Linked DNA regions of Homo sapiens: all the other regions are linked to region 1. A link is a contact called in ENCODE Hi-C or POLR2A ChIA-PET data. All regions are on one chromosome and are shown on one strand. The core of a region is the stretch at or near the end of the contact, and the rest is flanking DNA. Distances in the headings are between cores, read along the strand shown. Region 1 holds the start of MKRN2 (makorin ring finger protein 2). Region 2 holds the start of MTMR14 (myotubularin related protein 14). Region 3 holds the start of METTL6 (methyltransferase 6, tRNA N3-cytidine). Region 4 holds the start of JAGN1 (jagunal vesicle mediated transporter 1).

Evidence for each region. A loop is a pair of places that touch in the nucleus more often than their neighbours do. ChIA-PET counts read pairs that join two places held with the same protein, here RNA polymerase II (POLR2A). Pooled maps may share reads with other maps.
Region 2: a loop to region 1 is called in a map of CD8-positive, alpha-beta T cell, with 6 times the contacts of the local background. The contact joins the promoter of MTMR14 here to the promoter of MKRN2 in region 1. A Hi-C loop is called at or near these places in 2 of 168 maps with a recorded cell type or tissue (CD4-positive, alpha-beta T cell and CD8-positive, alpha-beta T cell) and 6 of 50 pooled maps.
Region 3: a map of B cell shows a loop between it and region 1 (21-fold over the local background). The contact joins the promoter of METTL6 here to the promoter of MKRN2 in region 1. A Hi-C loop is called at or near these places in 4 of 168 maps with a recorded cell type or tissue (B cell, CD4-positive, alpha-beta T cell and naive thymus-derived CD4-positive, alpha-beta T cell), 1 of 37 single-sample maps with no recorded cell type and 11 of 50 pooled maps.
Region 4: a pooled map shows a loop between it and region 1 (25-fold over the local background). The contact joins the promoter of JAGN1 here to the promoter of MKRN2 in region 1. A Hi-C loop is called at or near these places in 6 of 50 pooled maps. POLR2A ChIA-PET finds 5 or more read pairs at or near these places in 2 of 52 experiments (GM12878 and OCI-LY7).

What each region holds. Positions count from the first base shown.
Region 1 is chr3:12,553,348-12,560,253 of GRCh38, forward strand. It overlaps MKRN2 (makorin ring finger protein 2), which reads left to right and starts at 3,740. Exons shown (of 8, transcript NM_014160.5): 1 at 3,740-3,829. The coding sequence starts at 3,804. It also overlaps a transcript of MKRN2OS not described here. RefSeq lists enhancers at 3,360-3,469, 3,520-3,579, 3,967-4,490, 4,400-4,459 and a silencer at 3,750-3,839.
Region 2 is chr3:9,646,684-9,653,589 of GRCh38, forward strand. MTMR14 (myotubularin related protein 14) reads left to right here and starts at 2,822. Exons shown (of 19, transcript NM_001077525.3): 1 at 2,822-3,059. The coding sequence starts at 2,901. RefSeq lists enhancers at 2,417-2,646, 2,454-3,349, 2,636-2,805 and silencers at 2,677-2,786, 2,887-2,986.
Region 3 is chr3:15,423,999-15,430,904 of GRCh38, forward strand. METTL6 (methyltransferase 6, tRNA N3-cytidine) reads right to left here and starts at 3,546. Exons shown (of 6, transcript NM_152396.4): 1 at 3,404-3,546; 2 at 2,289-2,637; 3 at 957-1,091. The coding sequence starts at 2,513. EAF1 (ELL associated factor 1) reads left to right here and starts at 3,600. Exons shown (of 6, transcript NM_033083.7): 1 at 3,600-3,884; 2 at 5,915-6,009. The coding sequence starts at 3,782. RefSeq lists a silencer at 3,517-3,680 and an enhancer at 3,677-3,956.
Region 4 is chr3:9,886,756-9,893,661 of GRCh38, forward strand. It overlaps JAGN1 (jagunal vesicle mediated transporter 1), which reads left to right and starts at 3,855. Exons shown (of 2, transcript NM_032492.4): 1 at 3,855-4,056; 2 at 6,160-6,906. The coding sequence starts at 3,968. The coding sequence ends at 6,622.

The sequences.
Region 1 (6,906 bases), core at 2,490-4,989:
TAGGGTTAACATTAAAAATCAATCAGTATAATTCAATACATTACCAGTATAAAAGGGAAAAACAATATAGGTTTCTCAATACATGCAAAAAAAAAAGTGATAAAAGTCAAGATGTGTTCATGGTAAAAATGCTAATAAAACTAGAAAGAAACTTTCTTAATTTGGCAATGGATAGCCTAAAAAAATCTAGGGCTAACATTTTAATTAAAATATTAAATAATTTTAAAGTAAAATATTAAATATTTTTATTGAATCCAGGAACAAAATAAGATGTACACTATTACTACTTCTCTTTAACATTGTTCTGAAGGCTGTAGACAGTGCATGCAATAAGGCAAGGAAAAGAAATAAAAGATACAAAGATGAAAAGGAAGCAAAACTGTCATTATTTGCTGATGGCGTGATTGTGTATAGAAAATCGATAACTAACTACAAATAAACCATTAGAATTAATTCAAAATTTAGCATGGAGCTGAATCCCAAGTCAGTATACAAAGATCCAGTGTATTTCTATATATAAGCAACAAGCAATTCGGAAATTTTAGGAATATCATTTAAAATAGCATCGAAAACCGCTTCTAGGGGCAGGTCGGCACACAAAGAAAACGAAAGCTTTGCAAGACCCTCGGCGCACGTCTGCGCAAAGGGTCTCTGTGTCTCTACGCCCAGATGGCCATTTTGAGTCCCGAGCTGGCAGCCACCCTTCTCTTCTGTTTTCTCAGCTTCTTCACCCGCTTCTATCTGATAGCCTTTTTCTCCCGAGTGTTTGGTAGCAAAGTTGCTTTTCCTAAGGGGCGAGAACGGGAGCTGGTGGTTAGCAAGCAGACGCAGTTTTACGCGCCCCTGCTACGGGCAGGAGCGAGTGGCCCTGCCTTCTCTGCCAGCGCGGGTTCCCTGGGGGTGAGGAAAGTGAGTTCCACGTCCCGGGTGGGGCAGGACTTGGTGTTTAGTGCCCAGCGCCAGATAACGCCGGAAGAACCCCAAGTGGAGACTGCTTGCATCCTTCGGGAAAAGTCTAAGTGCTAAGTACCATGACAGTGGCAGGAACCAAGCTGTTGGGTACAGCTTGTGGAAGTGCACACTGGCTGTCGTTGATCCAGTGTTGTATTATTTTTTCATAAATATATATGAAATATATGAAATATATATGAAATATAAAAATATATATATATATTGCCCATGACACAGACCTCAGGAGATCCTGAGAACATGTGCCCGATCCAGTGTTTTATTTGCACAGACACCCTAAAGGGCACCAGCAGTACAAGGCTGATGAAATAACTTATGGCATAGTCGTACAACGGAATACTATACAGTTCTACGAAAGGAGGAAGAGGCTCTATGTACTGATATGGAAAAATCTCCACTGATTATGTACGCTGTGCAGAACAGTACGTTATGTTATCTTTTCTACAAAAAGGAGAAAATAATATATATGTATTTACTTGTGTATATTTAAAGAAATTCTGGAAAGATGTATACAAATTTGATAACAGTGGCCAGGTTTTGAGGTTTTAAAAAATGTTTCTGCTTTTTGTTTTGAAGAGGCGGGAACTAAATTGACAGGAGACTGAGACTTTTCACTTTACGCTTTTAAAATATTTGAACATAATAACGTTCAGATCGTGAATGTATTCCATAAAGAATGAGATAAGCTGAATTTTAAAAATAAGTGGCATGGGCTGGGCGCGGTGGCTCTCGCCCGTAATCCCAGCACTTTGGGAGGCCGAGGCGGGTGGATTGCCTGAGCTCAGAAGTTCGAGACCAGCCTGGGCAACAGGGTGAAACCCCGTCGCTACTAAAACACAAAAAATCAGCTGGGCGTGGCAGCGTGCGCCTGTATAATCCCAGCTACTCCGGAGGCTGAGACAGGAGAATCGCTTGAACACGGGAGGTGGAGGTTGCAGTGAGCCAAGAGCATGCCACTGCACTCCAGCCTGGGTGACAGAGCAAGACTCCGTCTCAAAAAAAAAAAAAAAAAAGACGTGTAATTTTTATGAGCATGAATTGCATGGATCAAATGTGTTATGAGTTAAAATGCAATATTCAAGACACTGAAAACAAAATTTCCAGTATACTTCCAAATTCCTGAGAAAAATTTCAAAAGTTCTAAATAATTGGAAGTATATACCATGCTCATTCATTGGAAGACTCAATATTTTTATAGCAAAGTAAAAAAAGAACATACAGCTATACATACATAACATGGAAAGATCTCACAGATAAAATGTTGGTCAAAAGAAGGCAGACAAAAGCGTAGGTACTGAATTATTATTTATATGAAAGTCAAGAACAGTTAAACTAATTTATAGTGATAGAGATGAACCCAAGCAATGACCTTTGTAAAGTATTGCCTGGGAAGGACCATAAGGAAGCCCTTCTGGGGTGTCGATAATATCCAGCCCCCACCCACCCCCTGCAGCCTCGACTGCAGTGAACTATGCTCAAAGGATCCTTCCGGCTCAACCTCTCCTTACTCCAGCATTTTGAAGTTTAGTCGAGCATGGTGTCGCGCACCTGTATTCCCAGCTGCTGGGGAGGTTAAGGCAGAGGACTGCTTGAACTATGATGGCGCCACTGCACTCCAGCCTGGGCGACAGAGCAAGACCCTGCCTCAAAACAAAACAAAAAATTCTTTATTTTGATCTGGGTGGTAGTTTCATGAGTGTATGCATGTGCAAAAATTCATAGAATGTGTTTGGTGCACTTATATTGTGCATGTTATGTATCTCGAGTTTTTAAGCAATGAGAAACCATTGTAAGATTAAAAGGTGAATGACATGATCCGATTTATGTTTTAAAAATAGATTTTTACCAGGAACGGAAGCCAGAAGACCAGTTAAAAGGCTATCGCATGGCTGGCCAGGCGTGCACGCCTGTAATTCCAGCTACGTGGAAGGCTGAGAGGCAGGAGAATCGCTTGAACCCGGGAGGCGGAGGTTGCAGTGAGCCGAGATCGCCCCACTGCACTCCAGCCTGGGCAACAAGAGAGAAACTCCGTCTCAAAAAAATAAAAAATAAAATAATAATAATTAAAAAAAAAGGTATCGCATGGTGCTAGGTAGAAGGGACGGTGGAAAGGGGGCAGAAGAGGACGCATTGGACAGAGGTGTGGGAGCAGAATCTGCAGGGTATAGAGAGCTAGAGGGAAGTGTCAAAAATAACTTTTGGGGTTTCCACCATAGGAAATGGAAGACGAGCAGCACAAGACTGGCAGGAAAGAAAATGAAGACTAAAACTTGTGGAAGTAGAGATTTGGGGAAAGAGCAGTTGGGAGAGAGCTAAGGAATTTCCTTAAGTGGGAGGCGAGGTCCGGCGGGAACAGTTGAGGCAGGGCCTGAGAAGGGTGCCCAGTGAGTGCGAGTATGAATGGATAGGGGCATCCGGGATTAAGAGGAGAGGCTGGAGTTTCCCCAGGAGTGGTGAAGTGCCTCGAAGGAGGCGGGAGATCCCTAAGGAATACTCTTGGCGATCGGGGCAGAATCGCAGGCACTAACAGTAGGCATCGGGATAAGACTGGCAGGACTAAGATGCCAGCCAGGCTCCGCCCCGGAGGCTTGGAAGTGCGGGACACCGAGAGCAGGGATGCCGGGACAGCCGGCCCGATCCCCGGTGCGGAACCAATTGTGACGACGGCTAGGTTACCCGCCGGCGCTACAAAGGTGCCACACCGGAGGGGCGGCGTGCGCCGGCGTGCGCCGGCGTGACGCGGCTACGCGGGATGGGCCGGGCCAGGGCCAAGGCCGAGGCGGCAGCGGCTGCGAGAGGCGGCGGCACGACGACGGTCCCTCAGCCCAGCCACCATGAGCACCAAGCAGATCACTTGCAGGTCAGTGCGCTGGAGCCAGGAGCTTCGGGCCGCTCCCCCAGGCCGCAGGGGGGCCGGTGCGCGCCAGTGCTGTGGTCCGGGAACCTGAGGCTAGAGCGGGACTCGGAAAGTTACTCGGCTGTTCGCGGCGGGGCTTTGCGAGGCAGAGCGAGCGCTGCCGCCACAGCCGGGGATCCGGGGGATGCGTGGCCGAGACGCTGGGCGAGGCCAGCGCGGGGGGCTACGCCCCGAGTTTGAAGCGTGGCCCCTGTGGGCTGGGAGGAAGGACGTCCTAGCCAGGGCCGTGCAGGATGCCGGGGCGCTGTCGGGAAGGCTCTGGGGCTTACGCTTTAACTGGAAAAGATTTGAAGTTGAGTAAAGGGACGCCGAGAGGACGGTTACAAATGGGGATACCACATAGGAGTAATTTGTTAATCGATTATGAGGGCCTCAAAGTTTGGAGAATCCAGATGCAATCTAAACTTGCAGAGAGTTAACAAGTAAAAGTTGTTGTGTGGAAAATAACGACAGGTAGCATATTGTGAATATCGGCGAAGCGCCCTGCATATTTCCAAGTCCTTTATATTCATTATCATCAGACTTCACAGTAAGACAACTTAGTAGTTATTATTACCATTTTACAGTGCAGGAAACTGAGACCGAAAGACGTTGACACTCATTTATCTTACTGAGAGAGCCATTTACGAGGAGAAATGCGACGGTAATGGATGGTTTATTGTAGAAAATAGCCAGATAGCTACACTACGACTGCTCCTATGAAATAGAATAGTGTGGTTGTGTAACACCCTCATTGCTTGGTCAGCTTGTGGCTTACTGGTAATGGAGTCTAGTCCTATTGAATTGTATGTTTGGAAAACGCAAATTGAATTGTATGCTTGGAAAATGCAAATTTCATTTAATAATTTTTATGGGAAACATTGCTTAAAAACAGTTATAGAGTTTGTGTAATAAACAGTTTATTTTCTATGTTGTTACTTCTCTTCATTGGTATGAATAGTTGAGACGTGACTGTGTAGTAAGTTTTCTGTTAGCATTAGTGTACATTTACTGTTCAATTTATCCAAGGCCCAGGTGGCTTATGTTAAGCTGTTGTCAGAAATTTGCACCTAGTGTCTATAAAAAGACTTTTACTAGGTTATTTGTACTAGAAGGTGTTTTGTGAAGACGGGTTTGTGTGTGTTTACGTATTTTTATTTGTATAAAGTTTCTCCTGCTGGAGGAAGTATTCCTAGGTCATTGTGCACTGTAAAGCAGCTTGTAGCCTCCTAGAAAAACCTCTGTATTCCTCCCCTCGCTCTATGGTTTAATTCTACCATTTATTCCCGTACCTCATCTAAGAAGTGTCCACAAAACAGTACACATTTATGTAATAATGCTTTATAATTGAATCTCAACTCTGTAGTATCTTATTTTACAAATAAGGAATCTTATGCTCAGAAAGACTTGAAATTTGCCTAAAATTTTACACCTTAGTAGAGGCACAAGGACCTAAATCAGGATCATCTTGGTTTTTTCCTTGTATACCTGGAGATAGCTTGACTTGAAAGCTTTAATTCTGTTTCCCAAACAGGGGTGTTCTGTAGGATGTTGCTCCATATAAATGAAGATTGGGTTGGAATGTTGAGAAGGGATCACTTCTGTTTAAGTGTTTAGTCATGTTTGTTGGGGACTTACAATGTGCTGCGGCTCTTAGGTACTGTAGTGTATAATCCAGCAACCAGCGCTCTTCCACAGATCGTAAAACTGAGCCTCAGCATTGAAGCGACTTGCCTAAGGTCATTTAGCTTCCAAGTGACAGAGGTGTGAAATCAAAGTTCATGCCCTCATAGACTGTAGGGCCTCCAGATAAGTTTTGAAATGCTAAATTAAAATTTATTTATTGCAGGACTTATCAAAGCTTTTAATGTGTTCCCATGAAAGGAAACTCATACAAGGATATGTAAAACTGCAAAGAAGTTTACTCACAAAAGGGTGTAAAGGAGTCAGGGCTCCCGATGACTGCCTTGCCAAATAAAAAACATAACAGGTGTTTTAAGTGGGAAAAAACCAATATGACCAAGAGTACCAAGTTTACATTAGTGTGTTTATCTACCATCAACTTTTCTACCAGCTTATCTACCAAAAGCTTTTCTCACTTTATTATCTCATTAACAAAAGCCTTGTCTCTAGACATTGATAATTTATAGGAAATGTTCAAGGTATGATTTATTTTGGGGACCAGATCTAAGCAGCGTGTGCGGTTTTTTGTGGGTTTTGTTTGTTTTTTTGTTTTTTTTAATCTCAGGTCACAAAGTTTTAGGTTTGTTTTCCTGACTGTGGGATGTGATGTACATGTTTATTTTGAATGACAGCAGAATAATGTCAGTTTTGCTTCCAATCTGTTAGATATTATGTATCTCCAAGAGTTGCTTATCAAATGCTAGGAGTCTCAAACCTAATGACAAAGACACTCCATGTTTTTATTGCCTGGAGTGGTAAAAATGACTGCTCGTACAGTTATGCTGTCAGTCAGCTCTTCTGATTCCTTGACATGCCGCTCTATCCAGAATCTCAATCTGTGCCTTTTTGCTGATTCCCCTCCCCCACAACCATCTCCCTGTCTTCCAGTCTGTTTTCGGAGCCCTGGGGGAGGCCCTTATTATAGCTTAGTAACCAGTTTATTTCACCTTCTCCTCTTGTGATAGAGCTTCCCTGCATCTCATAATCACTATTAGAAGACACAGGATTTCATTGTCCTAAGATAGTCAAACCTAGGGGGCTTTTGATTCTTTGAAAGTCACAAAACATGGGGGATCTTTTCAGCTGGCAGGTGGTAGGAAGAGTTTGAGCCCCAGGGTTGGGCAGTTCTGGATTCTAATCCTGGTACCACCTGTGCAACAACTGCCTCATCTGTGAAATGAGGATGGTAATGCCTAACCGGCAGGGCTGTTTAAAAATTAAATAATAGCAACAAACCATTTATTTTGTATTAGGATGAGCACTTACATGCATTTTCTCAGTTAAATGTCCCAGTAGTCTATCATAGCAGTCTATGAAGTAAGTGCAGTTATTATAATCACATTACAGATGGGGAAACT
Region 2 (6,906 bases), core at 1,572-4,071, 2.9 Mb before region 1:
AAATACAAAAAAATTAGCCGGGTGTGTTGGCGCACACCTGTAATCCCAGCTACTCTGGAAACTGAGACAGGAGAATTGCTCGAACCCGGGAGGTAGAGGTTACAGTGAGCCGAGATGGCACCACTGCACCACTGCACTCCAGCCTGGGTGACAGAACAGCGGGAACTCGTCTCAAAAAAAAAGAAGAAGAAGAAGAAGAAAAATAATGGATTGATTAACATCAGGTTACTTTTGTTGTAAGGATTAAGGGCAGAGGAAAGTTCATTATCATGCTTATTGAAAGTGGCCTGTTTGGGGAATATCTATTATCTCTCTGGATTTCTCTGAAGGTCAGATAATTTAGTTTCAGCTTGGTAAGATGTAAGTTTAGTAGGAATTACTCCATTTTGGTTCTTAGTCTTGTTTGTTAGGATCTAGTGCGGGTGCTTTGTCCAAAATAATGGCCTATAATTTTTTTCTTTTTTTTTTTTTTTTTTAAGGCAGAGTCTCAAGAGTCTCGCTCTGTCACCCAGACTGGAGTACAGTTTCATGATCACAGCTCATTGCAGCCTCAACCTCCCTGGCTCAAGGGATCCTCTCCCACCTCAGCCTCCCAAGTAGCCTCTCAATGTGCGCCACCACACCTGGTTGATTTTCTTGTAGAGATGGGGGTCTCACCGTGTTGCCCAGGCTCGTCTCGAACTCCTGGGCTCAGGTAATCAGTTTACCTTGGCCTTCCAAAGTGCTGGGATTACAGGCATGAGCCACCATGCCCGGCCTGTAATTTTTCTTTAACACCATATAATCCAGTCATTTCATTCCTTGGTGTTTAAGACAAATGCGTATATAGATTTGTCAGAAAATATCTAGTAGGCCAGGAGTAGTGGCTCAAACCTGTAATCCCAGCACTTTGGGTGGCAGACGTGGGAGGATTGCTTGAGCCCAGGAGTTTGAGACTCGCCTGGACAACATGGTGAGACTCGGTATCTACAAAAAAATTTAAAAAGTAGCTGGGTGTGGTGGCACATGCCTGTAGTCACAGCTACTTGGGAGGCTGAGGCAGGAGGATTGCTTGAGGCCAGTAGTTGGAGGCTGCAGTGAGCCACGATCATGCCACTGTACTCCAGCTTAGGCAACAAGAGTGAAACCGTTTCTAAAAAAAAAAAAAAAAAAAAAATTAAATTAAATTAAAAACCAATCTACCGTATTAAAACTCTAGAAGCCAGGATAGTGATTAACTGGGGGTGGGAGGAGTTGGGGGGGCAGGGTGGTGGGTGGTTGTTGGTGAGTGGGTAGTGACTGAAAGTGGTCAGGAGGAGGGTTCCGGGGCGCTGGTGTACATATCATACTTCTATTAAAAGTTTAACAAAAACGAATTACTTTCATTCAGACTGGGTATTAGACCACATTAAGGAATATTGTTAATTTTCTTAGGCATGTTAATAGCCTTATATTTTTTATGTATTTTTTTTTTGAAGTACAAATCTGTTGTGATAAATGCTTAAGTATTCACAGCTGAAATAATGTGATGTCTGGGATTTGCTTTAAAATAATTCCCTGGATGGGAAGGGACTGCTTAAACAGGATAGATAAGCAGATGTTGATTATTGTTCAAAACCAGTTAATGGGTACATGAGGGTTCATTATACTATTGTCTCCACTTTTGCGAATGTCTGAAATATTCTAATAATAATAATAATGAGAGGCTTCTCATCACAGAATTTCAAGGCAGTCGCTTCACCTCCCTGACTCCCAGTTTCTACCTCAATAAAATAGGGCTGATGATATAATGCACTGTACTCACAGGGATGTTGTGAGCAGCAGGGGGAGAAAGGGTTTTATGAAATGTTGTGTTTTTGTTTTTGTTTTAGAGACGGAGTCTCATTCTGTCACCCAGGCTGGAGTGCAGTGGCGCGATCTCGGCTCACTCTCCGCCTCCCGGGTTCAAGCAATTCTCCTGCCTCAGCCTCCCGAGTAGCTGGGATTACAGGCACCTGCCACCACGCGCGGCTAATTTTTGTATTTTTAGTAGAGACGGGGTTTCACTGCGTTGATCAGGCTGGTCTCGAATGCCTCACTTCATAATCCGCCTGCCTCGGCCTACCAAAGTGCTGGGATTACAGGCGTGAGACACCGCGGCCGGCTGAAATGTTTTAATATTGGTAACCACTGCCATTATGGTTTCTAGTACTAATTTGTTGCCTCCAAGCGTTCTCTCCTCCTCGCCCTGTAATTTTTTTTTTTTCTTAAGACAGAGTATTGCTCTGTCACCCAGGCTGGAGTGTAGTGGTTCGATTTCGGCTCATTGCAACCTCAGCCTCATGGGTTCAAGCGATTCTCCTGCCTCAGCCTCCCAAGTAGTTGGGATTACAGGTGGGTGTCACCATGCCCGGCTAATTTTTTTATTTTTAGTAGAGATGCGGTTTCACCATTTTGGCAGCCTGGTCTCGAACTCTTGGCCTCAAGTGATCCGCCCGCCTCGGCCCCCCAAAGTGCTGGGATGACAGGTGTGAGCCACCACGCTCGGCTTCCCTGTAATTGTTGATTCCACTTTTCCTCTGGTTCTTTTCAATGGTTCCTTCCTGCTACCCCCCTCCCCCGGCAGCCCAATGGTTGAGCCCGGCTTCCCCGGGGGAAACCCCTTGGGGCGGATCACGCGGTATCAGCCAGTGGCCTCCCTGGTGGATAGAAGGATCGCTCTGCGCCGGGGGCGGGCCAGTAATCGTAGGCGGGGCGCGGGTCCAGAGCTCCGATTGGCCAGAGTCGGAGTAAACATCCGGCGGGACGGGGCGGGGCCGGAAGTGGAAGTGGAAGTAGAAGGCGGTGGCTGAGGCGGTTCCGGAGGTTCTAGTGTCGGAGTTGGGTGCAGGCAGGTGCCATGGGCCCGCTTGAGGCACACTGAGGGGACGCGGGGCTGGGCCATGGCCGGCGCTCGGGCCGCCGCCGCCGCTGCCTCGGCGGGGTCCTCGGCCTCTTCAGGCAACCAGCCGCCTCAGGAGCTGGGGCTTGGGGAGCTGCTGGAGGAGTTCTCCCGGACTCAGTACCGGGCCAAGGATGGCAGCGGGACCGGCGGCTCTAAGGTGAGATTGGAGGTGCGATGAGCTGGGGAAGGCTCCTAACTTGGGAAGTTACAGAGGAAAGGCTGAGGCCAGGGGTCAGAAAAAGGTAGGAGTGGTACCTCGCCGCTGAGGAAGAGGAGAGAGAGAGAGGAGTTCTCCAGGGTCTGTATCCGGAGTATAAGAGTCGGTCTTGACAACCATAAAAGGAGGAACTGGGGTCAGAATGAGCCCAGCAAAGAGGTCCTTCTTGTTTGAGAAGGGGTCTGGAGGTGAGAGATCAAGCTGAGGGGCCAGGTTCAAAGATCAGAGAGGAGGACCTAAGGAAGGTCTATTCCCTGCTTCAGGTGCCGTAGGATGAGTTGTGTCAGGGAAAAAGCCCCAAGAAAAAGCTAAGAAAAATAGGGAGACGATTCCTCGGGGTCAGAGGTCAGAATGGAGCCAGGAGGTGAACCCAGTGTGCTGCCCCCTTATAAGGTCTCAGCATGACTTAGGCCCATCCCTTTCCTTCCCCTATAGAGCAGGAAGACAACCCACACTCCCTTTCAGTTCCTTTATCTAAAGCAGGTCTCCGTTCCTCTTTTTGCTCCCTTTGGGATTTCCACCCAGTCGTCTTATCGCCAGACCTGGAGGGCTTCCTGTCAGCTCAGGCCATCCCCACCCTAAGCACTGGCTGGCAGTGCGGTGGGAATCTTGCCGACCCTGCCATCTCATTCCCCCACGTGGTTTTGGCAGCTTTAGCACCAAGTTTTCCAGTGGAATTCTGTTCCATCCTGCACCACAGAACTCTGATTTGACCTCAGAGATTACCGTGAGTTGCTATTCTGTAGTTGGCATCTTGTAGTCTCTGAAGTAACCCAGGGAAGACTTCAGTAAGGATTGGACTTCCTCACTCTCCAAATGGCCAAGTAATTTTTCCAAGTATAGTCTGGGGACCACCTGTTTAATGATCATCTGGGGTACTTTTAAAATTTGTGCTTATGGGATACTTTGTGAAAACAGAGATTCCTTAGTCCCACCCAGTCCTACCAAGTCAGAATTTCTGGGGGTGGGATCCTGGAATTTGCTTTTTTTTTTTTTTTCTTTTGAGAAGGAGTCTCGCTTTGTCGCCTAGGCTGGAGTGCAGTGGCGCAATCTCAGCTTACTGCATCCTCCGCCTCCCCAGTTCAAGCAATTCTCCCTGCCTCAACTTCCCAAGTAGCTGGGATTACAGGACCCCACCACCACGCCCAGCTAATTATTGTAGTTTTTAGTAGAGATGGAGTTTCCCCAGGTTGGCCAGGCTGGTCTTGAACTCCTGAGCTCAGGTGATCCGCCTACCTCAGCCTCCCAAAGTGCTGGGATACAGGCGTGAGCCACCGCGCCTGGCTTTTTTGTTTGTTTGTTTTTGTTTTTTGTGTTGAGACAGGGTCTCGCTCTGCTGCCCAGGCTGGATTGCAGTGGTGCAACCATGACTTACTGCAGCCTCGAAATCCTGGGTTTGAGCGATCCTCCCACTTAAGCCTGCCAAGCACCTGGGACCACAGGTACACACCACCATGCCTGGCTAATTTTTCTTTATTTTCCTAGAGACATGGTCTCGCTATATTGCCCTGGCTGGTCTCAAACTCCTAAGCTCAAGCAATCCTCCCACCTCAGCCCCCCAAAATGCTGGGATTACAGGCGTGAGCCGCCACACCTGGCCAGTAAGGGTCTTTTGAGTGGCTGTAGGTCATTGGTTTTTCTGGACCCCTCTTCCAACTTACATGACCCTGAAGATTAGGGTTAGCATAAGTTACACCTCATATTGGCTGCGGCTGGCCTTAATTATCTCTCCAGGCCTTCTGATCTCCTGCAAACTTAGATGTATATATATTTATATGTATTTATAACAATTCAGGCAGAACAGGGAGTTAGATCTGTAACTGAACAATCGATTGAGATAACTCACTACCTTTGGACTAACTTCTTGCAAACTTTTTTTTTCAGAAGGAGTCTCCCTCTGTCACCCAGGCTGGAGTGCAGTGGTGCGATCTTGGCTCGCTGCAACTTCCACCTCCTGGATTCAAGCGATCCTCCTGCTTCAGCCTCCCTAGTAGCTGGGACTACAGGCATGCACCATCATGCCTGGCTAATTTTTTTTTTTTTTTTTGAGATGGCGTCTCACTCTGTCGCCCAGGCTGGAATGCAATGGCGTGATCTCGGCTCACTGCAACCTCCGCCTCCTGGGTTCAAGCGATTCTCCTGCTTCAGCCTCCCCAGTAGGTGGGAGTACAGGCGCCCGCCACCATGCCCAGCTAATTTTTATATTTTTAATAGAGATGGGGTTTCACCATGTTGGCCAGGATTATCTCAATCTCTTGAACTCGTGATCTGCCCGCCTTGGCCTCCCAAACTGCTGGGATTACAGGCATGAGCCACTGCACCCAGCCTAATTTTTGTATTTTTAGTAGAGAAAGGGTTTCACCTGTTGGCCAGGCTGGTCTCAAGCTCCTGATCAGAAGTGATCTGCCCTCCTCGGTGCCTCCCAAAGTGCTGGGATTATAGGCGTGAGCCACCATGCCTGGCCCTCTTGCAAACTTCTTGATGTTACAGTTCTTATGCCTTTTTTCTGTTGTGTTTTTCTCTGAACTGTGATCAAAATAAGTAATTTTAGGGGGAGCTGTTTCTTCTATTTCACCAGCAAGTTGTGTATAAAGAGACTTTGCAGCTTTTACTGGTTGCATGGAATAGAGCTTGTAGGTACTAGTCTATGGCTAAAGAATGGGGAAGAGGGCCAGTACACTGGCTCACGCGTGTAATCCTAGCACTTTGGGAGGCCAAGGCAGGTAGACTGCTTCAGCCCAGGAGTTCGAGAGCAGCCTGGAAACATGAACCCCATCTCTATTAAAAATTTTTTGTTGGCTGGGCGTGGTGGCTCACCCAGGAGGCAGAGGTTGCAGTGAGCAGAGATCACACCATTGCACTCTAGCCTGGGTGACAGAGCAAGACTCTTTCTCAAAAAAAAAAAAAAGGAATGGGGAAGAGGCCAGGCATGGTGGCTCACACCTGGGAGGCTGAGGCGGGCGGATCACTTGAGATCAGGAGTTCAAGACCAGCCTGGCCAGCATGGTGAAACCCCATCTCTACTAAAAATATGAAAATTAGCCAAATATGCTCACTTGAACCCAGGAGGCTGAGGTTGCAGTGAGCTGAGATCGTGCCACTGCACTCCAGCTTGGATGACAGAGTGAGACTGTGTCTTTTAAAAAAATAAAGGCCGGGTGCCGTGGCTCACGCCTGTAATCCCAGCACTTGGGGAGGCCGAGGTGGGCGGGTCACCTGAGGTCAGGAGTTTGAAACTAGCCTGGCCAACATGGTGAAACCCCTGTCTCTACTAAAAATAGAAAAATTAGTCAGGCGTGGTTCTACGCACCTGTAATCCCAGCTACTCGGGGTGAGACAGGAGAATCGCTTGAACCCCGGACGCGGAGGCTGCAGTGAGCTGAGATTGCCCCACTGCACTGCAGCCTGGGCGACAGAGCGAGACTCCGTCTCAAAAAATAAATAAGAGAATGGGGAAGCTGACCAATGAAGGTAGTGGATTAGTGGCAGTTTCAGTAACCTGGACCAAGAGTTCTTATGTTTTATGGGTTGTAGACCTCTTTGAATCTAATGAAAGCTGTAATCGTCTCCCCCAAATGCTCAATACCCACAATTTCAGATTCATTGTTAGGGGTTTAAGAATCCTTCCTGAAGTATACAATATATGGGTTAATGGACTACACGTAGGACCTGTGGCCTAGCATCACATCTTCCCAGCACAGAATAATTATCACCCAGGTACATGTCTTTCCCAGTGACCTCTTAGGCCATGGACCTCCTAATTCTCACCCTCAGAACCCCAGAATTC
Region 3 (6,906 bases), core at 2,296-4,795, 2.9 Mb after region 1:
GAGTTTGAGACCATCCTGGGCAACATAGTGAGACCCCATCTCTACAAACAATTAAAAAATTGTCTCTGCTACTTGAGAGGCTGAGGTGAAAGAATCGCTTAAGCCCAGGAGGTTGAGGCTGTGGTGAGCCATGTTCATGCCACTGCATTTCAACTGGGTGACAAAGAACCCATCTCTAAAAAAAGTAAAAAATAAAACTAAAAGACACCGGGAACTATTTGGGGAAATCTGAATTTGGAATGGATGTTAATAACATTGGGGGATTATGTTATTTTATTTGTTTATTTAAAGACAGTCTTGCTCTGTCACCTAGGCTGGAGTGCAGTGCTGCAATCTTGGCTCACTGCAACCTCCACTTCCCTGACTCAAGTGATCTTCCCACCTCAGCCTCCCAATTAGCTGGGATTACAGGTAAGCACCACCATGCCCAGCTAATTTTTGTATTTTTGGTAGAGACAAGGTTTCACCATGTTGCCCAGGCTGGTCTTGAACTACTGGGTGCAAGCTATCCACCAGCCTCAGGCTCCCAAACTGATGGGATTACAAGTGCGAACCAACATGGCAGGCCAGATTATAGTTATTTTTGTGAAATATGATAAACTTATTGTGGTTGTGTAGAAAAAGGCCTTTTTTAAGGGGAGATGTATGCAAACATTTAGGAGTGAAATGTCTTGACATTTGTAATATACTTTAAAATAGTTCAGCAAAGAAAAATTGTAAAGCAAAAGATGTTAATTATATGGATGTTATTATGGTATTTTTTCCTGCTTTTCTTGAATAAAGCTGTGTTTCTACATGCACTGTATATGTATGTAAGCAGGACAACTACATGTATGGTGACTATAGCTGGTTAGCTCCAGGGAAGACTAGAATTGGGCAAATGAATAAAAAAGGCAGATCAAACAAGATCGGCAAGAAAACAGAAACACAGCAGAATACATAGATGGTGCACCAACCTTAACATATTCAATGGCTCTTGGAGAAAAATCACAGGCATAGGCAAAGATATTCGGATCTTCTTCTAAAAGTGGGAATAAACAGTTTCCAACCCCACAGCCAGCTTCAAGCATTGTTAACTTTTGATCTTCAAACTGGGGAAAGACAGCTCAAAGTTATAGTATATCACATTTGCATAATGAAGAAATAAACCAAACTAAAAGGTCCAGAATATGAGAGGTCTCCGACCCCATGGAGCAGACGATCAACAAGAGAACTAATAAGCAAAAGCTAATACTGGTACTTCATTTGTCATCCAACATTAACAATTTGGTGTGGAGGAAAAAAACAGCACAATGGCTAACTCGGCTCTGGAGTTAAACTGCCAGCACCCAAATCTCAACTCCTCCCCTGCATTCTATCCTTGGGTAAATCACTTAAACAGCTCTGTGCCTCAATTTTACCTTGGGGACAAATGAGTACAATACTAATACTTACACTTCACAGAGCCGGTATAAGGGTCAAATGATAGGCCATGTAGAAAACAGCCATGGTAAATAGTTACTAACATTAACTATTATATTATTCTGAATCTGTCACTGAAGTCACTTAGCATGAATTTATATTTTTGTTTTTAAAATTTTTAATGTTTAAAATTTTAAAATTCAGAACATAGGGTCTCACTATGCTGCCTAGGCTTGGCTAATTCATGTTGACTATTCACAGGCACAAGCCGCCTGCCTCAGCCTCTGGAGTAGCTGGCAATAGCCACCAGACCTGGCTCTTGAATTTAATATATAATGTTTACAACTATCAGATCAGCTTAAAGAAATAGAAAACACCCACTAAAGTTCTCTCTCCTATATGTTAACCAAACCAGAAACTGCTAAAACTTTGGTGTTAAGACCAAACAGTATATTTCTCTCCTAAAACGCAAAGCATTTTGATAGGCTTCTTAAATTCTCTACTTCGCACTCTCCCTAGGAATGCAATACAGCACACCTCTTCACATTTTTTTTTCTTTTGAGACAGAGTCTCGTTCTGTCACCAGGCTGGAGTGCAGTGGCACAATCTCGGCTCACTGCTATCTCCGCCTCCCGGGTTCAAGCGATTCTCCTGCCTCAGCCTTCCAAGTAGCTGGGACTACAGGCGAGCACCACCACACCCAGCTAATTTTTGTATTTTTAGTAAAGACGGGGTTTCATCATGTTGGCCAGGATGGTCTCGATCTCTTGACTTCGTGATCCGCCTGCCTTGGCCTCCCCAAGTACTGGGATTACAGGCATGAGCCATGGCACCCTCTTCACATTTTAAATGAAGAACAGCTCAGATAAGGCGTAATATTAGCTTACCTCTCTACATGATCTTAGCTCCTCAAACTCTCTGGTGGTCCAGTGTCTGTCTTTGAAGAAATTAGTGCTATTTCTTTTGTAAAAAAGATCCCAATTTTTCTGAGCCTCTTGTTCCAATTTCTGCTGTTTAAAATCAGACACCAAAGTTTGGTCTCTTTTCAGTTTCTCCTCTTCTTCAGAGGTGAGAATCCTTGCCTGCAGCCCTTTCCTTTGCAAAGAAGCCATCTCTGAAACTGACGGTAACACTTAACACAGCTGAAGATTCTCCATCACCAAATAATATGAATCCACGCTAATGGATCAGATACATTTCCTGAGGTGAGTTTCACGCCTCAAACAGCACAGGGGGCTTCGCAGAGAAAAGAATTAGATTCTGGTTAGTGGTTACAGTTCAAGACGCCAGGTTCAATTCACCAAATGTTTATGAGATGCAGACTGTACAAAAAAAAATCCTTCCCGCTATATGAGAGGTCACAAAGAAGACAAACACACAGTCCCTACCTTCAGTGGGCTTACATTCATTTCAGTGGCCAGACTATCTCATGCACCATACTTTTATTCAAACCAGATGAGTCAACTATTACAATAAATCGATTTAGTTTACGAAAAAGGACGCTCTCAAGAACTGACTGGGAAACCTTGCGAAGAAAATATTCCTCAATTTTCGGTGCCCGCGAAAGGGGTGACTTAAAAACCACAATGGCCTTAGCTGGAAGCGGGTGGTCAATTGTCAGATACAAGTGAGGTCATCGTTTCCCAAGGGTCGGACCTCCGTTTTTTCGGGGGAAATGAAGCTAAGCCTGGGTGGGCTCATTTCCTGATCACACTCACAAGAGGCTGTCATAGGAACCAGAGGGAGCGTCACTTTGCAGGGACTGAGACCCTCGCACCGCCATCACCGGGCAAAGTGGAGAAAGAGACCCAATGACGCGTGGCTGAGGTCCCGAGGATCCATCTCAGGACCCTCAGGATAGACTAGGCTGCATGGGCCCCTAGACCCTGAGGAGGGCGTCCATGATGGCTAGCCGACCCGCGTTAATTTAGTCAGCCACGCTCAGGGCTCACCGTCATCAGTTCCTAAATTCACCTGCAGGGCTAGGGCCAGGCGCACTCACCCCACAGCCAGCCCCACTGGGCCTCGGAGGCAGAATACGGGAAGAACCGCGAAACAACCCTAAACCAATTCTGAGGACCACGAATTCGGATTATCCGGGAGTTCTTTTGCCATGGCACCGCCCCCGCCACTTCCGCTAGGAACCCGGAAGTTCCTACCCGACGCCGGAAGTCCCACGGCCTTGCCTCCTCAGATTCCTCTCTCACCCCCACGCAGAGGAGAGAACTTGCTTCTGGACCCGGGTGGGTGCCGGCTCGGCTCTCCTTGTCTTCCAGAGCGGTGGCCCGGAAGCACAGTCCTCCCAGACGCCAGCGCCAGAAGCTCGGATCGCGGCTGCACCGGGAGAGCGCCGATCTGGGTGCGAGGCAGGTGCGGGGCCATGAATGGGACCGCAAACCCGCTGCTGGACCGCGAGGAACATTGCCTGAGGCTCGGGGAGAGCTTCGAGAAGCGGCCGCGGGCCTCCTTCCACACTATTCGTTGTAAGTCAGCGCTCCCCACGGTTCCCTTCGGCCGCTCCAGCCGCCACATATCAACCTTGACTCCTTCCTTTCTTCCCTCGGCCCTTCAGATTCCAGGGAACCCCCTGCCAGCGTCAGTTACTTTCTCTCGAACCCCAAATCCTTTGGGACATCGATTTGTCCCTTCTTTTACCCAGATTATTTCTCCCAAATCTTCGTCACTCCCTACTATTCTTCTACCTCACAGTCTCAAACACTAGTTCCAAAGGTCTTTGGCCTCTTTCCATTTCCATCCCTCCCCGCCCCCAACCTCGCCCCTAAGGCAAACCTCCCTCCCCCAAGGCAAACCTCCCCCCTCTTATCCGGGTCCACTTCTCCCTCGAAACCCCTCCCCTCCTTTCCGATGCTCCCATCAGGGTTCTCCACATTTAAAAGACGCTTCTTGTTTGTTATGAGCCTCATCCACTGCCTTAGAACCCATTCTCTTCCCTGCTTTTCTCCTCCGACTTGGTCCTGGACTCCCAAATACTGTGCTTTGTCCCCTCTACAGCCAAAGAATTGGCATCCTCTCTGCGCCTCATCAGAGTCTTCTTCCATCTCCTTTCTGTGCTTCATTTGACTTGGATGTCTTTTGAGGTCACCTATACCACCCGGGCTTTTCCTCCAGACCAAGTTCCTTGTGGGTAAAGAGTCAAATCAGAGTTCGTGAGCCTGGGATAGGTTAAAGATTGGTCTACGTTTGGAAGCAGAAGAGAGCAGGCGTAAGGAATGTCCAAATAGTCATTATGCCGGACCTTTTTCTACATAATTATAGACGCTGTTGAGAGAGTGCACTTCCACCCTATGTCCTGGGTGAAGGTTTGGCAGTTAGGAATTGGCTGACAGAGCATCCCTCCGTGATTCATGAACTTCTGGTTTCCGTGGTGCTAACGCTGTTGTTAAGACTTGTTTTTGTCAGAGGACCTAATAGATGTGACTCAACACATGTGAAGAGGGCGTTTTAGATAATGAAATCCCATCTTTGTGTAGTCACTTGCCATGCCATTGCTATGCTTCCTACTGACAGCAGATCCAGCTCTTTCAGAGAGAAGAGATGGGAATAAGATAAGAACATCATTTCCTGAAGAGTTTACTAAGTTGATGTTTTCTTTTGGTGAAGGGCAATGTGGAATTTAAATCATATAGTTCATGTGTGCACCTGTCCTGCAGTTTGAGGCAGGTGTGAATGTGAATTAAGATGGCTATTATGTTGTATTCTAACTGCAGTTTAGAAACACGAGCAGGATAACTTGCGGAGATACAGTTCAGTTGTCTGCTATGAACATCTACGAAGTGTCTTTGTTAAAGCTGTGGAACTGGCTGAGAGTGGTGGCTGACACTATAATCCCAGTACTTTGGGAGGCCGAGGTCGACAGATAGCTTGAGCCCAGGAGTTTGAGACCAGCCTGGGCAGCATAGTGAGACCCCATCACTATTAAAAAAAAAAAAAAACAAAAAACAGCTATGGAACTTGAGTATGGCAAATCCTAATTTTGACAGTTTCTATGCGGAATGAAATCAGCTTTTGATGATGCTGTGGCCTTTCATATTTCATATAGAGTTTACAGTCACAGAATCTGTTTCATATGCTGTTACTTTTGATCCTCACAACCCTAAAAAAGCAACTTATTATGGATGATGAGACAATTTTCCTCTCTCCCTTGGGAGAAGGGAATATCTTTGTTTAATAAAATGGCCTGTAAATTCTTTTTTCCCTCTAGAATAATCAAAAGGGGGTCAGAGGAAAAGTATGTGGAGGTGTAGATGAAACAAGATTGTCCCTGAGTTGGTAATAATTGAAACTGGATAATGGTATACCAGGTCTCATTGTACGATTCTCTCTACTTTTGTGTATCTGAAGTTTTCCATAACGAAACAGTTTTTTAAGAATTCTAAATTATTTTTATTTTCCATTCATCTGAGTAATAATTTTAATTCTTAAATGGAGATGCCCAGGAAACCCTTATTATAAGTAACCTGGTGGGTAAGTGCTTTTTTTCCTTTCCCTTTAGATGATTTTAAACCAGCATCTATAGACACTTCCTGTGAAGGAGAGCTTCAAGTTGGCAAAGGAGATGAAGTCACAATTACACTGCCACATATCCCTGTGAGTTTATTTCATTTTTTTTTTTAATGTAAGATCACAATGAATCTTTGTCTTTTATATTATTGCAATTTAAACTTCCTACTTTTAAAAATGTTTAGATTTCTAAAGTGGCAACTTAAGGAAAAAAGTAATTTTGGGGAGTGGGGTGGGGTGGACTTCATGCTAGGCAGGTGCTTGATTAAAAATAATTCTTGTAATCCTAGCATTTTGGGAGGTGGAAGTGGGTGGATAGCTTGAGTTCAGGAGTTAAAGACCAGCCTGGGCAACATGGTGAAACCCCGTCTGTACCAAAAATACAAAAAATTAGCTGGGGGTGATGGCACATGTCTGTGGTTGCAGCTGCTTGGGAAGCGGAGCTGGGAGGATCGCTTGAGCCTGGGAGGTAGAGGTTGCAGTAAACCAAGATCACGCCACTGCACTCCAGCCTGGGCGACAGAGTGAGACTCCCCCTCAAAAAAAAAAAAAAAAAGATTATTCGTCGTTTTCCCCAATCTTCCTTTTCCCCCATCTGCTACTGAGTAGACAAGGTTCCTGTCTGGACACCTAGCCCCTCTTTTAGATATAGCTTTTCTCCCAAGCAACTCCAGACAGAAAAGCCCTAGGTGCCCTGCTGATTATATGGCCACAACAGCTCAGGAGTGTGAGGCAACCAAGCCAGGAGTTAAGGCAGGCAGGAACCACAGGTGTGGCACATTCAGCTGATTTAGGGATGAAGAACTAAATTGAAAGCTGGATTAAGAACCCTTGCAGAGAAAGACTTTTGTGAAGCTCTGCCCAAGGCAGCACTAATGACAAAGCACCAAAGGGTCACATGATGCTCTTAGTGAACATGTGTTATTGCATGTCACACCCCTGTCCTGGAACATAAGTTCTCGGTAGCTGGAGACAGAATGAAAA
Region 4 (6,906 bases), core at 2,605-5,104, 2.7 Mb before region 1:
TATGCCTTTGCATTAGCATCCTTTCTGTATGACCATTTGCATTTTCTTTTTGAGACAGGGTCTTGCTCCGTTGCCCAGACTGGAGTGCAATGGTGTGATCATGGCTCACTGCAGCCTCAACCTGCTGGGCTCAAGTGATCCTCCATCTCAGCCTCCTGAGTAGCTGAGACTACAGACATATGCCATCCTGCCTGGCTAATTTTATTTTTAGAGATAGGTTCTTGCTATGTCGCCGAGGCTGATCTCGAGTTCCTGGACTCAAGCAATCCTCCTGCCTCAGCCTCCCAAAGTGCTGGGATTATAGGCATGAGCCACCATGCTCAGGGTCTCATCATGTTGCCCAGGCTGGCCTCAAACTCCTGAACTCAAGCAATCTTCCCACCTCAGCCTCATGAGTAGCTGGGACTACAGGTACATGCCGCCGCAGCCAGCTTATTGTTTGGCTTTTGAACCATGTAAATGCATTACCTAGTCAACATTTTAAATTAAAAAGATATTCTTAGGCCCAACTTTGGGGAATGATTCATTTGGGTAAGGGTGGGGCCCAGAAATCTGTGTTTTTAACAAGCATCTTGGATGAGTCTATCACAGATGGTTCTAGACCAGGCTTCACAGACAGCAAAAACGATGAGAACTAATGTGGAAGCAGGTGATCCTTGGTGCAGTAAGATGGGTCCCAAAGTGTCACCAGGATTTCCACAGGGCAAAGAAAGACATTCTAGAGAGCCTGGGGGGAGGTGACAAATATTCCTGGCCCATTTCCCCAGAGGTCCCGAACCCTCTTAGTTATCCCTCAGTGGGTCCTGAACCGTCATCCCTTAAACAGGACAGTAACAGATCTGGTAGTAAAAATCCTGCAGCCCTAGGGCCACTTTGGTCTGAGTTCTTATAGTGCAATTGCTGCGTGATCCTGGGCAAGTCACTTCCCCTTTCTGAGCCTTAATTTTCCCTTGTGTAAGATAATGATAACAAAAGTAATTATCTCCAAGGGTATTGGAAAAAGAGAATGAGTTCACGTGTGTGAATATGCCTGGCATAGAGTAGGTACTCAATAAATGTTGCTGATTTCTTTTCTCTCACTCTGTCGCCCAGGCTGGAGTGCAACAGTATGATCTCTGCTCACTGCAACCTCCGTCCCCCAGGTTCAAGCGATTCTCCTGCCTCAGCCTCCCGAGTAGCTGGGACTACAGGCACGTACCACCACGCCTGGCTAATTTTTTGTATTTTTAGTAGAGACGGGGTTTCACCGTGTTAGCCAGGCTGGTCTCGATCTCCTGACCTTGTGATCTGCCCGCCTCAGCCTCCCAAAGTGTTGGGATTACAGGCGTGAGCCACTGCACCCAGCCTTTTTTCTTATTTTTTTAAAATTTGAGACAGGGTCTCACTCTGTTGCTCAGGCTGGAGTGCAGTGGTGTGATCTCAGGTCACTGCAACCTTCGCCTCCCGGGTTCAAGGGATTCTCCTGCCTCGGCTTCCCAAGTAGCTGGGACTACAGGCATGCGCTACCACACCCTGATAATGTTTGTATTTCTTTTGGTAGAGACAGGGTTTCACCATGTTGACCAGGCTAGTCTTGAACTCCTGACCTCAAGTGATCCACTGCCTCGGCCTCCCAAAGTGCTGGGATTACAGGTGTGAGCCGTGCCCGGCCAATGTTGCTGATTTCTTGCTTGCCTTTCTCAGATCCCAGCCACACAGACTCCCTTCCTAGTGTGAGCCCCTTGCTGGTCATATGTGCTCTTGTTACCCACCTACAGATGTTAAATCCCAAGGAACTCAAATCTGTTCCTCTCTGTCCATTGCCACCTCCTAGCCCAAGCCACCCCTAGGATTGCCTGAATTACTGCAGTAGCCTTCAAGTGATTCCTCTGCTTCACCCTTGGCCCCTGCAAGCCATTCTCTACACAGCAACTAGATCTATCTTTATTTATTTATTTACAGACAGTGTCTTACTCTGTTGCCCAGAATGGAATGCAGTGGCATAATCATGGCTCACTGTAACCTTGAACTCCTGGTCTCAAATGATTCTCCCACCTCATCCTCCCGAGTAGCCTGGACTACAGGCACGCACCACCATGCCAGTTAATATTATTTTATTTTTTATTTTTGTAGAGACGGGAGTCTCACTATGTTGCCCAGGCTGATCTCCTGCCTTGGCCTCCCAAAGTGCTGAGATTACAGGCTTGAGGCACTGTGCCCCCACCTAGACCTATCTTTTAAAAATGCAAAACTGTGTCATTTTCCTGGTTAAACCTTTTAGTGGTTCCCCAAACCCCCTGGGATAAAGACTTAACTCTTTACTGAACCCTCCAAATGCTCCAGTCACTCTTAAGTTTCTCAGTTCTTTGAAGAGCCAAGTGCTCTCTGGATTTGGGGCCTTCACACATGCTGTTCCCTCTGCCTGAAAAGCTCTTCCGCTCCCCACCTCTTTAGCCAATTCCCACTCAGGCTTCAGACCTCAGCTCAATTGCTGCCACTCCAGAGAGACTTTCCTAACCCTCCAGGTCAGGGAGAGAGGCCTCATTTTTCCTCCCTCAGCCTCCTGTGTTTTCTTGAATTTCTTAGCTTCATGGGTACAAGTTCTTCCCCCGACTGGGCTGGGATCCCTCAGGGGAAATGGACCATGTTTATTTCTGCGTCCCCAGGTCATAGCAGAGCATCCTGGTGCATGGAAGATGCTCACTATACATGCTTTTTTCTTTCTTTTTTTCTTTATTCGGATAATATAACTTCTTTCTTTAAAGTTTCGCTTAGTATTTTGTTGTGGTAAAATGCACATAACATAAAACTTACTATGTTAATCATTTTTAAGTGTACAGTTTCCGTGGCATTAAGCACACACATATAGTTGTGCAATCAGTACCACCATCCATCTCCAGAACTTTTTTCATCTTCCCGAACTGAAGCTCTGTACCCATTAAACACTAGCTCCCCATTCTCTGTCCACCCCTCGAGCTTCTGGCAATGGTCATTCTACTTTGTCTCTACAGATAAAGTTTATTTGGAAATAATTTTTCTTTCATGGCCTTGACATTTTTGAAGAGTACAGTCCAGCTCTCTTCTAGACTGTCCCTCCGTCTGGATTTATGTCATTTCTTCATGATTAGATTCAGTTAGGTATTTTTGGCAGAAACATCATAGAAGTGATGCTGTGTCCTCAGTCTATTAAAAGAGGCACAAGATATCAGTTTATCTCATTATTGATCAAATTAACTGACTATATGTTTAAGGGAGACAAGCCAGATTTCCTCACTGAGAGATTCCCTGTTTCTCTTTGCAATAATTAAATGTGAGAAACTTATTTTGAGACAAAGTCTCACTCTGCACTCTGTCCCCCAGGCTGGAGTGCATTGGCACAATCTCGACTTACTGCAACCTCTGCCTCCCTGGTTCAAGCGATTCTCCTGCCTCAGCCACCCAAGTAGCTGGGGTCACAGGAACCCACCACACCTGGCTAATTTTTGTATTTTTAGTAGAGACGGGATTTCACCATGTTGCCCAGGCTGGTCTTGAACTCCTGACATCAAGTGATCCACCCACCTCGGCCTCCCAAAGTGCTGGGATTAAAGGTGTGAGGCTGTGTGAATGATGTGTGCTCCAGGGAAAGTCATAGAATATATCAGTTTCCCCCTCTGTAAAGTGTGGACAGAAGTATCCTAACTGATATTACAGCTTAAGAAAGTAAAAGTGTTCAAGCGGCCTCTGGGCGCCAGCAAAAGAGGCTGGGGATTAATTTCCTGCGCGCTCCACAAGAGGCGGGGCTGGGCGGGGCGGGGGCGAGAGGGAACGAGGGCGCCTGCGCGGAGAGGAGTGACCATAGAGTCGGTCCTCCAGAGACAGAGGGGCCGGAAGTTCTCTTCACGGAGCCGCGCGGCTGCGGGGGCGCAAATAGGGTCAGTGGGCCGCTTGGCGGTGTCGTTGCGGTACCAGGTCCGCGTGAGGGGTTCGGGGGTTCTGGGCAGGCACAATGGCGTCTCGAGCAGGCCCGCGAGCGGCCGGCACCGACGGCAGCGACTTTCAGCACCGGGAGCGCGTCGCCATGCACTACCAGATGAGGTATGAAGTGAGGCGAGGAGCACGGAGGCTTTCTCCCCCGCTGGAGCCTGCGGGGCTTGGGGAGCGACGCCGGCCCGGCCTCAGGGTCTTGCTCCCCAGCCAGCCCCCGCTCACCTGCCAAGTCCCCTCCTCCCGTGACGGCTTCGGGCCTGTCCCCCATCCTGGAAAGCCCCGTGGCCCCCGCGAGCTCCACCCCTTGTTCCGCCCGGTGCCTTGAGGGGATCCAGCCCCGCGTGGGCTCCCGCCCTGCGTGGGCTCCCGAGTCACGTCGATGCTGGCCCCGCTGTATCACCTTCGAAACCGAATTTCTAATTTGAGCCTCAGCTTCCTCATCTGTAGAGGGAGAGAATAATCTGCCTTTTAGGTTTTGGTGAAAGATTAATCAGTAATTCGTGTAAAGAAAGTAGCATAAGGCCTACCACGTAATATATGGTAGGTGTTATATTTTGGGCCGTTTGGGGGGATATAGACAGTAAAAGGCAGCCTTTCCTAAGGACGCCTTGCCTAAAATGAATTTTATAAACACTCCCACGTAAGGGGTATTTCTACATTCAATTACTAGTTCGACAAATACTGAGCTTCCAAACATCATACACTGCTAGACACTAGGTTATAATAGTGAGCAAAAGCAGACGTGGTCTTTGTATACATGTTATACCTTCAATAAACAATTTTATTAAAGAAAAAAAAAACTGTTCCCTGCCTTCATGGAGCTTGAAGTCTAGAGATGACTGTTTTTTTTTTCCAACCTTTCCACATTTTCTACAATAAATATTTTTAAATAAAAATTTTAAAATTTTTACTTCCTTAAATCCATTGATCTCTCCCAGAATGTTCTTCACATCTCTCTCTCCAGAGTTTTAAAGAATGACAAGCTCTTTGAACTCTCATTTGTTTCACATCTCTAGGCCCCGGCTGAAAGGGCCCTCACAACTTAAGCAGGTGTTTTCATGCCAGCCCAGAGTAGAAACATTGCCTTTAGGGATATGAGGAGGATACGTTTGGGACGTGAGAGAATTAGAAGAATAAGATAAGTATGTACTTCTTTTGGATGAAAAAATCTAGCTGGAGAAGTATGGGCGGCCTGAGTACGTTTCCTCTCTGCCAATACCTTCTCCCGCCAGACTTTAATCCTATGGTGCAGTCAGCGTCCTCTTGCTAAACACAGCTCTGAGCTACCCTTCTGCCTTTATTATTATTATTAATTTATTTATTTATTTTTGAGACGGAGTCACGGTCTGTCGCCCAGGCTGGAGTGCAGTGGCGCGATCTCAGCTCACTTGTAAGCTCCGCCTCCCGGGTTCACGCCATTCTCAGCCTCAGCCTCCCGAGTAGCTGGGACTACAGGCGCCCGCCACCACGTGCTGCTAATTTTTTTGTATTTTTAGTAGAGACAGGGTTTCACCGTGTCAGCCAGGATGGTCTCGATCTCCTGACCTCGTGATCTGCCCGCCTCGGCCTCCCAAAGTGCTGGGATTACAGGCGTGAGCCACCGCGCCCAGCCCTGCCTTTTTATTAGTAGTATTGTTGTTGTTTTTTTTTTTTATGGAGATGGGGTCTCATTTTGTTGCCAGGCTGGTCTCGAACTCCTGGGCTCAAGCAGTCCTCCTGCTTCAGCCTACCAAAGTGCTTGGATTAGAGTTGTGAGCCCAGCCTCTTCTACTTTTAACTCTCATAGTCTTTGTGATTCATATCCCACTACCCCTCTCCCCCTAACAATATGTTCCTGCCACACATAACCACTTGCTTTCCTGGAACACAAATACTTGGGCCTTTTTGTCTGCATGCTCCTGCATGGGATGCCCATCTTCACTCATTCCTGAGCCTAGTTCAGATATCACCTGCCTCTAGATAGCCATCTCTGACATTCCATGCCAGGCAGAGTTGATTCCTCCTTCCTGTGATCCCATATATCTGGGAACATATATTTACTAGAACTTTTTCACTTCATTTTCTAATTACTTTTTCCTCCTCTGTTCTTTGTGTCCGGCTTCTAGGCTGTTTTATTCAAATTTGTATCCCAGTGTCCAGTACAGTTGTCTGGCATATAGTTGGTGGTAAGAAAAATTTGAAAGATACTTCTCCCTCTGCTCTGCCCCACAGTGTGACTCTCAAGTATGAAATCAAGAAGCTGATCTACGTACATCTGGTCATATGGCTGCTGCTGGTTGCTAAGATGAGCGTGGGACACCTGAGGCTCTTGTCACATGATCAGGTGGCCATGCCCTATCAGTGGGAATACCCGTATTTGCTGAGCATTTTGCCCTCTCTCTTGGGCCTTCTCTCCTTTCCCCGCAACAACATTAGCTACCTGGTGCTCTCCATGATCAGCATGGGACTCTTTTCCATCGCTCCACTCATTTATGGCAGCATGGAGATGTTCCCTGCTGCACAGCAGCTCTACCGCCATGGCAAGGCCTACCGTTTCCTCTTTGGTTTTTCTGCCGTTTCCATCATGTACCTGGTGTTGGTGTTGGCAGTGCAAGTGCATGCCTGGCAGTTGTACTACAGCAAGAAGCTCCTAGACTCTTGGTTCACCAGCACACAGGAGAAGAAGCATAAATGAAGCCTCTTTGGGGTGAAGCCTGGACATCCCATCGAATGAAAGGACACTAGTACAGCGGTTCCAAAATCCCTTCTGGTGATTTTAGCAGCTGTGATGTTGGTACCTGGTGCAGACCAGGCCAAAGTTCTGGAAAGCTCCTTTTGCCATCTGCTGAGGTGGCAAAACTATAATTTATTCCTGGTTGGCTAGAACTGGGTGACCAACAGCTATGAAACAAATTTCAGCTGTTTGAAGTTGAACTTTGAGGTTTTTCTTTAAGAATGAGCTTCGTCCTTGCCTCTACT